Regions from separate parts of the Homo sapiens genome. Here regions 2 and 3 are each linked to region 1. A link is a contact called in ENCODE Hi-C or POLR2A ChIA-PET data. All regions are on one chromosome and are shown on one strand. The core of a region is the stretch at or near the end of the contact, and the rest is flanking DNA. Distances in the headings are between cores, read along the strand shown.

Region 1 (3,029 bases), core at 369-2,868:
AGAACTCTATAAACTAGGAACTGTTTTGTCCCCATTTTGCAGATGAGAAAATTGAGGTGGGGAGAAATTAAGCAACTAACCCTCTGCCTGGCATCTAGGAAATGATAGAGTCAGGATTTGATCTCGGGAGGCCTGGCTCCTGGCTCCAGAGCCTGTGCTCTATCAGAGACAATGACATTTTTTTTTTCCAAGGGAAGAAAGGAGGTGAGACTGATTGCTGGAGACTCTCAGATTACTCCCACAGGATAGTCCTGTCTGCAGTTTCTCACGGGAATTAGGCAGCCTGCAAATGAGATGTATCTTGGAGCTTTTGTTGTGACACTCAGAAGTTACATTACCTTTCTATTTCTCAGCTTTCTCTTAAACAAAACAAGGAGAGTGGGACTAGATAGCCTCTAGGATCTGTTCCAGTTCTAAGATAACACAGTATTAGCATTCCTGCACTAAAATGCTGATCACTTGCGTGTGGGAAAGAAGCAAGTCAGTTCTTCCTTCTACACCACTGTGCCTGGTCCTGAGGCAAGCCAAGTTCAGAAGTCAGAGAGGGCCTGGGTGTTTGCATTTTCCACAGTGACCTCAGTGGGTGTTTGGGCAGCAAAAGTATTCACATTCCACTCAGTAGCTAGAGAGGAACACACAGGTATTCTCTATGTAAAAGGTAAGGATCCTGATTCATTTGGCAGCTGCTTTGAATTTTTTTCTTTAATTGAAAAGAAAGTACATTAAATTTGAGAAATACTATTCTAAGCTGCAGTTCCTATGTTAAAATGGAAAAAAGTTATGGAGGGATGAAGGAGATTTCCAGAGGGACAAGGAAGACAAAGTGGGGGAAAGCTCAGGGAGCCAAGGAAGGAGGAATTCCTGGGCATCGGGCTCTCCGCAAAAATCATTCAGGCAAAGCTGGGGTGATTACGGGGAGCGTGCAGATGCCTTAAAGGTCAAGCATTGAAATCTGAGGAGCTGGAGATGCTGCATCTATTGGATGTATGTACACAGTCGGATCCTCCTTCTACACCCTTCAACTAGAAGCTGCAGCGTAGGGTGCTGAGTAGACACCTGTAAAGAACTGGGAGCAATAAATGAGGGTTCGAGCTCCAGGAAACTTCAACTTCTACCTAAGAAGCGTAATAGAAACACTCTTACTAGGTGCCTACTGTGTGCTGTGTGTTTTAAACAGGTCGTATCATTTAATTCTCATTGCAAGCTTGTGAAGTAGGTAGTATGTCTTTAATTAAAAAAAAGCAGCGGCAGCTCAGTCGCCCCAAGGGACTTGCCCAAGATGGCCCAGCTAGTAAGTGATTCAGGCAGGATTCAAATCCAGTCTGCCTGATTTCAAAGCCCACGCACATTGCACAATCCACACCTCCTTAAATATCTCCTTCGAATCATTTTCACTGCAAGCTTACGGGGTATTTTCTCCCCATTTCACTGACGAGGCAAGTGAGACTCAGAGTGGTGAGGTGACCTGCATAGGTAGGGTGGGAGAAAAGCCTGCGGAGCGTGTACTCTGGCTTGGCCTCCCTCAGCTCTGTCCCCAGCAAGCGGGTCCCACCTTTCCCGGTCCCAGCCCCACGCACCGCCGCTCGGAACTACACTTCCCGGCAGAACGCGGGCGCGCGCACGCGCACCGGGGCCTCAGCCATGGCGACCGTGCTGTCCAGGGCGCTCAAGCTGCCGGGTAAGGAGTCGCATGCTTGCGACCACCCAGTCCCCGCCGGTGTTGGAATAAGGGGAGGCGAGGCTCTGGGGGCGAGGCCGGTCGGGCCCTGGCCTCAACCCAGACTCAGCTGCAGGCGCCCGGTGCCGAGGAGGGTGCAGTCCCTTGGGGCTGGGGTCTCTGTGCCACCAGAGGGCGAGAGGGGCGCCCAGCGGGGCAGGGGTCTCGGGCGCGGGGCGAACCCGGAGACGCGCGGGGAGAGGGCGCCGAGCAGGTGTTACGGCGGGGAATGTCAGAACGCCGGTCGCCGCTGTCCCGAGGGGAGGCTGGCGAGAGGAGCATCCTTCCCGAGCGCCGCGGACCCAGCACCGCAGGGACTCCGGCGCCTTCTGTCTTGGCTGGACCTGGGCGGGGGCGGCGGGACGGCGAGTGGCCCTCTGTGGATCATCCCCTCCACCTAACGGCAGCAACGACGCATCCATGAGGCAGGTGGGACAGGTATTTACGTCCCTTCCTAGTTTACAGAAGAGAAAATGAGAGTTATTTGGCTAAGTGAATTGTCCAAGGTCTCACAAGTATTGGGAAAGCTCGGCCTTGAACGTCAGGGGTCTTTTCACTCTAAATCCTGAGCTTTTGATTCCACTTGGTCAGTCTCCAGCTGCCGAGATTAAGCATGGGAAATGATTTGGCACCTATAAGTTGAAGATAATGTATGGAATCTTCTTTAAGGCAGCATTAGGGGTGATGACAACTTCCAGAGCTGATTCAGTACTTCGGGCAGCAGCTCCAAGTTTTTTTTCCTTTTTTTTTTTTTTTCCTCCTAAACCTCCAGAGTAGGATTGTACTGTTAGAAAGTTGATATTTAAATAAAAGTATATTTATTCCACCCAAGTAAATTTTAAACATTAGGCTTTAGAAAAATTGATGGCTCTACCTAGGTAAGTTTTAAGCATTAAGCTATAAACATTTATTTGCTGATAATTTGTATTAGAGGGAAAAGCAGTTGCTTTCATAGCTATCTCTAGAGAGGGCTATTTGGGTTTTGGTTGGATAGCTAGTTTGAGCTTGCAGGGGGATTACAGGGTCCTTGTTCTCAAGGAGCTTCCAGTATGCTACCCTGAAGCGAACCTTGCCATTTGGATGACGCTAGGTTGGATATTAATTTGCGTTTCTGTCCCCAGACTTCATGACCTCAGACAGATTATTATTTTTTTTAATATGGGCTCATTGGAACATTGGAAGGAACACTGATAGCATCTGCCTTGGAATGTGTGCATAACACTGGAATTAAAGGAGAGACGTGGCCCTTTACCTGCAGGATTAATTTTTTACTTTTTTACTTTGTATATCCTTAGTGTAGAATGATGTCCTC
Region 2 (3,029 bases), core at 217-2,716, 210 kb before region 1:
CTGATTGGTGCCAAGTGGAAAGGAGACAGGAAGAAAATGGGCTCCTCTGGAACCATGCAGTCTCTAGGAGGTGGGCCCCAAGGTCTGCTCAGAGTCTTGGAGCTTTTGTTTGCTCGTAGCCATCCATCCCCTTATACCATCCAAACACAAAGGATGTCTCCTGTCACTGTCACCCTTCAATCATCTGCCAGTGCCGTCAAAGAGGCCGGAAGGAGCAGGAGGAATTGGGAAAGGAACAGGTGGGGAAAGTGTAAGTCATCGGACTGTTCACTGTTGCTGTGTGACCTTGTGGGAGTTACTAAACCTCTCTGAACCTTGAGTTTTCTCATTTGTTAATATGGAAAGAAGACCGTCAAGCCTATCTCTGTCACAGAATCTTTTTTTTTTTTTTTTTTGAGATGGAGTCTCTGTCACCCAGGCTGAAGTGCAATGGTGCAATCTTGGCTCACTGCAACCTCCACCTCCCAGATTCAAGCAATTCTCCCACCTCAGCCTCCCAAGTAGCTGGAATTACAGGCATGTGCCACCATGCCGGGCTAATTTTTGTATTTTTAATAGAGGCAGGGTGCCATGTTTGTCAGGCTGGTCTCGAACTCCCGACCTCAGGTGATCCATCTGCCTCGGCCTCCCAAAGTTCTAGGATTACAGGTGTGAGCCACCACACCTGGCCTGCCTCACAGAATCTCGAACCTAGTTTTTAAAATTCTGTTTCTTTCCTCCTTCCCTTCCAGTGTCCACCATATCCTAGCCAGTGTGCCAGATACTAGGAAACCAATACTGAAAAAAGAGTCAGATGCTATTTTTGCTGAACTTAGCCTTAGTATTGTATAGTGATTGTGCTTCCTACTAGGCAGGGACCGCGCCTAATTTGTGGATATTACTAATATCATACAGGGCCCATACGCAGTAAATGTTCAATATCTGTCATTTTCTGAAACCTAAGATGTGTCAGGCGGCTTGACCTGTATTATTTCTAGTTCTTTGAACAATCCCGAACAGTCGATATTATTGTTCCCAATATGAGCTATGGAGCCAGTTTGCCAAATCGGCCCCTGACTAACTGTGAGACTTTGGACAAGTTGTTAAACCTTCCTGTGTTTCAACCTTCTTATCTGAAGACACACAGTTATAGTACAGCATTGTGAAGTTAAATGAACTATACTGTGGCTCATGATAACAATCAGTAAGTGTTAGTCATTATAATGATCATTAATTGTGGCTTTTAGCATAGATGAAGACTGGCAGCGTACCCAGATCATACAGCTGGTAAAGGGCTAAGTAAAAATTTGAAGCCAAATTGGATTCCAAGCCTCTGCCCTTTACACTAAATACACTGTTTGTTATGTGTGTGTGTGTGTGTATGTATATATGTGTAATTCCATATTACTCATGCAGTATGTTCCACACAACAAGTAAGTACTATGCAAATGAACTTTCAGGTTCCAAGCTATTTTCAAATTGGCAACAGGCAGGTAAGAAAATAAGACATTCTTGTTTTCACCAGTAGATGGCAGAAGGAAGAAAAGACCACTCCGGAGAGGGAAGGAGTTTTAATTTGGAGCCGAGTGATTCACAGTGGGCTGTGGCTGAGGCACAGGGGCAGATGAGGCAGACTCCTTGTATGACTACAGTGGAGGACAGTCCCACTGGAACTAGGGGTCAGGGGTCAGGGTGGGGAGGAGAACTACCTACAGGTATGTGAAGGGTGTCAGCCTTCAAGAAGATCTGCTAGGTTGACCCAGAGGATGGGGACTGGGAGCCCCGAAGTAAAGGCAAGTTCAGATGCACTTAGAAAAAAAGGTCGCGTTCCTCTGTCGTCTCTACTGCGCGGTCCCTGGCTGTGGACCCTCCTCGTCAACTTCCAAACACTTGGTTCTTTTCCAAAGCCTGCCTTTCCCTCTGGGATGTTGATGAAGCCACTTGCTTTGTTTGCTCCTTTCCCCACCCCCTACCCCAGTCTGTAAGTCAGGAATACTCTTTCCCCCGCCTATCCCAATACACGTTGTTTGTGAGCCACCGACCCCCCTCACTGCTTCCCTCTCTCCTCACTGCGTATCCATCCAGTAGGCTTGGTCCACAGCCCGTGCTCCTGTATCAAATAAGCTTGGTGCTGGGTAACCTGTGAGCTGCTTGTTCGTTCATTTTATCCTAGAGACATGTCCTTCAGCCCAAAGTGATGGGGAGTTGTCCTTCTGGGTCCAAAAGAGTAGTAGCAGCAATCAAGCATGGTGGTCATTTATACTGGGCCAGCTCTCACTGATGTGATGCTGGCTCTTGTCCTCACACATTCTTTTGGGGGAGGAGTCCACTGGTAACTCCTGATATCTTAGAAACTCTCTTACCCAAGCTATTAAATCCAGTGCCAACTTAAAACCAACATCCCTGTCGCGATTTCTGGGTGGGTCAAGAGTGGGGACTATCCAAAGATTTCTTATTTGACATACGTCTATTTGTACATTTGTAATGGTTGTTGGTTTGGTTTTAAATAAGTGATTCTTGGACAGGGCATGGTGGCTCATGCCTATAATCCCAGCACTTTGGGAGGCCAAGGTGGGAGGATTGCTTGAGGCCAGGAGTTTGAGACCAGCCTGGGTAACACAGCAGAACCCCATCTCTACAAAAATAATAAAAAATTAGCTGGGCATGGCGGACCCCGCCTATGGTCCTAGCTACTTGGGAGGCTGAGACAAGACAATCATTTGAGTCTTGGAGGATGAGATTGCAGTAAGCTATGATTGTGCTGCTGCGTTCTAGCCTGGGTGACAGGGTAAGACCCTGTCTCTAAAAGGTAAATAGTAAATAAGTGATTCTTTACAATAGGGCTGAGGAGAGCCTCCTGTGTGTTAGGAGTTTGCCAGGTGACTGGCATATATTATTTCTTTTACTGGAGGTCATGAGTCATTTCTCGAGGAAACTGCAGATCAGAAAAGCTTGTTTGTCATATTTTAAAACTGCAGCCTAGTCTTTTTTTTTTTTTTTTTTTTTGAGACAGAGTTTTGCTCTTGTTGCCCAGGCTGGAGTGCAATGAC
Region 3 (3,029 bases), core at 161-2,660, 140 kb before region 1:
GTAATCTTGGGCAAGTTATGTAATTTCTCTGTGCCTCAGTTTCCTCAGCTGTTAAAGGAAGGCATAATAATAGGGTTGTTGTGAGGATTAAATAACACCATATATGGCCAGGAGCAGTGGCTTGTGCCTGTAATCCCAGTACTTTGGGAGGCCGAGGCGGGCAGATCACCTGAGCCTCAGGAGTTGAAGAGCTGCCTGGGCAACATAGCGAGACCCCACCTCTACAAAAAATACAAAAAGTAGCTAGATGTGGTGGTGCGCACCTGTCCCAGCTATTCAGGAGGCTGAGGTAGGAGGATCACCTGAGCCCAGGAAGTCGAAGCTGCCGTGAGCTGTGATTGTGCCATTGCATCACTCCAGCCTGGGCGACAGAGAGACTTTGTCTCAAAAGAAAAAAAAAAAGAAAAAAGAAAGGAAACCATATATGGCTCAGAGGAAACTCTCAAGAGGACTTGGGTCTTTTGACTTGTTATTCCTGGATAGCTCCACGTGCAGGTCGCATATTTATCAAAGAGCCAACAAAGCTACACTTAGCATCTCTCCTTTCAAGCCTGTATTTCTAGGCTCTGACAGTGGTGCCACTCAGTTGCCTAAGCCAGAAATCTGGGAGTTAACCTGGGCTTTTCCATTCCCAAAGCCCTGTCTCTTCTACCTTCATAAAAATCTCCTACCATTTCCTGTTCATCTTTCATGTTTCATCTCCCTGCTTTCTTCCCTAAAGCATTAAACATTAAAAATAATTATTTTAAAACCCCACTAGGTAGAATGGGTCACTGTTTTCCATGTGCCCTCAGCATTCCTAATGTATTCCATAACTTCTTAGTTGTATGTCAGTGTGATTATTATTCATTCCAAGGGCAGTGGCCACAATTTTATATTTATTTATTTAGTTTTTTGTTTTGAGACAGGGTCTCACTCTGTTGCCCAGGCTGGAGTGCAATGGCATGATCATAGTTCACTGCAGCCTCGAGTTCCTGGGCTCAAGCAATCCTCTTGCTTCACCCTCCGAGTAGGGGGATCACAGGTGTGATCCTGGCTAAATTAGCACCCGGCTAATTTTTAATTTCTTTTTGTACAGCGGGGGTCTCACTATGCTGCCCAGGTTGGTCTCAAACTCCTGGGCTCGAGTGGTCCTCCCATCTCTCGGCCTCTCAAAGTACTGGGATTACAGGCGTAAGCTACTGCCCCCGGCCAGGGTTGCTTGTTTTGGAGACTTCTCAGCAAGCCAATGCTTGAATATATGGTGGTTTAAATGGAGAGAGGTTGGGGTCAGGGAGAAAAGCTCTAGAGATGATGACAGTGATTTAGAGGTGAAAAGGAGGATTGAATTATGATTATGACTACTTATAAAGAGCTATTCTTTCTGACCATGTGACACTGGACATGTACCTTCCTCACTCTGTTAGGTTTCTCACCTATAAAATGGGCTGTAGGAATGTTAAATGAGGTAATGGATGTAAAAGCATGTAAATGAGAGAATATGTGTAAAAATACATAACTACTCAGCATAGTGCCTGACTCATAATAGGACTCAGGAGGTGACAGTAGCTGTCATTATTCTTACTCATAATTACATCATGACTGTTATTACTACTGACTGAATGTAGCAATTCGAGAATAGAGAAAAAATGAAAATGCTAGAAAGTCACACATTTTCAGGGCTGGGCTGGCGCGAAGACACATTTTGACAGAATGAGAGAAATCTCATAGGAAGGAAGACAAAGTCAGTTTGTCTTTGCAAGGTTCTGGGCCCCAGATGATTCATTCTCAGATGCTCTGGGAAGGACTGCGTAGAATAAGCATGGGCAAACTTCCAGGCCTAGTCACAAGCAACTCTACACACTTTCCCCATCTCTCTGGTTGCGAAGAGGAGTCTCAGGTTAGAAACCCAAAGCGGGAGACTCATCACATGTTCACGTTTTTCCCTGCACAGTGGTCAGTGCTGTGTGTCAGTCAAGGCCATGTCTAGGGTCAGCGCTGCTCCAGGAGCCTCTGGCTTTGTCCTTCAGGTGGGCAGTCCCTTGCTGTGTCTCTTCTTCAGACCCTTCAACCTTACCTCTAGCCCTGGCTTTTAGTTTGGGTAGGAGTTTGTGGCACATACTCTTTTAATGACAGGAGATGGGGCAAGAATGAGGATGAGGGGGAGAAAGAAAGACATCTGGAAGTTTTGTACATGAAGCTCCCCAGGTGGGTGAACGGTGGAGCTGAACATGAGTTCAGACCACGTAGTTCAGCAGCGTGTCCTGCATTTTATAGATGAGAGGAGGCTTTGAGAGGTCAAGTGACTTACTTGTTCACACAGCCTGGCAGCTGAAACCCCTTCTCCCTAAAGGGGAGGAGGAACAGAGGGCTTGGAGTTGACCCAAGAAATGACTTCGCCCTCCTCTTCCTTTCCTCCCTCTTCCTCTTGTTCTTATTCTTCCCTTCCCTCTCCCTCTTCCCCACTGGTTTTTCTAAACCTTTCTTTTGGGGCCGGGCACAGTGGCTCACGCCTGTAATCCCAGCACTTTGGGAGGCCGAGGCGGGCCTGAGGTCGGGAGGTCGAGACCAGCCTGACCAACATGGAGAAACCCCATCTCTACTAAAAATACAAAATTAGCCGGGTGTGGTGGCACATGCCTGTAATCCCAGCCACTCGGGAGGCTGAGGCAGGAGAATCACTTGAACCTGGGAGATGGTGGTTGCAGTGAGCTGAGATCATGCCATTGCACTCCAGCCTGGGCAACAAGAGTAAAAACTCCGTCTCAAAAAAAAAAAAAAAAAAAAAACAAAAAAAAAACAACCCAGAAAAACCCAAAAAACAAACAAACAAAAGAACCAAAAACCCCTTTCTTTCATGCCTAGATTCATTCCAAAAAGGTTTAAGACAGCAACAAGTGATTCCAGGATCTCAGCTGTGGGCATCCTTGTGTTACTGGATGGCTGTGTGTTAATTGTTAGCAGCTGGAATAAGTGAAGAGGGTCTCGTCCTCATACTCAAAGTCCTTTGCTCATGCCCAAGGCCAGAGGCTACTCATGCTGAAACATTA

Evidence for each region. Hi-C counts contacts between places; a loop is a spot of excess contacts on that map. ChIA-PET counts read pairs that join two places held with the same protein, here RNA polymerase II (POLR2A). Pooled maps may share reads with other maps.
Region 2: a pooled map shows a loop between it and region 1 (8-fold over the local background). The contact joins the enhancer-like site here to the promoter of FAM234B in region 1. A Hi-C loop is called at or near these places in 4 of 50 pooled maps. POLR2A ChIA-PET finds 5 or more read pairs at or near these places in 5 of 52 experiments (B cell, BJ, PC-9 and 2 more).
Region 3: a pooled map shows a loop between it and region 1 (2.8-fold over the local background). The contact joins the enhancer-like site here to the promoter of FAM234B in region 1. A Hi-C loop is called at or near these places in 1 of 37 single-sample maps with no recorded cell type and 7 of 50 pooled maps. POLR2A ChIA-PET finds 5 or more read pairs at or near these places in 4 of 52 experiments (HEK293T, PC-3, WTC11 and 1 more).

The regions. Positions count from the first base shown.
Region 1 is chr12:13,042,763-13,045,791 of GRCh38, forward strand. It overlaps FAM234B (family with sequence similarity 234 member B), which reads left to right and starts at 1,619. Exons shown (of 13, transcript NM_020853.2): 1 at 1,619-1,678. The coding sequence starts at 1,642.
Region 2 is chr12:12,835,670-12,838,698 of GRCh38, forward strand. No RefSeq gene overlaps it. Among named protein-coding and RNA genes, the nearest start is that of DDX47, 24 kb to the left of the region's middle. RefSeq lists an enhancer at 1-417. Within about 2 kb of position 1,467, at least 9 of the 41 ENCODE cell types and tissues checked have a DNase peak (open chromatin) inside an H3K27ac peak, as active enhancers do; they include PC-9, where a contact is called at or near this core.
Region 3 is chr12:12,898,146-12,901,174 of GRCh38, forward strand. The region is part of intron 1 of GPRC5A (G protein-coupled receptor class C group 5 member A); the gene reads left to right. Among named protein-coding and RNA genes, the nearest start is that of GPRC5A, 8.1 kb to the left of the region's middle. Within about 2 kb of position 1,411, at least 12 of the 41 ENCODE cell types and tissues checked have a DNase peak (open chromatin) inside an H3K27ac peak, as active enhancers do; they include PC-3, where a contact is called at or near this core.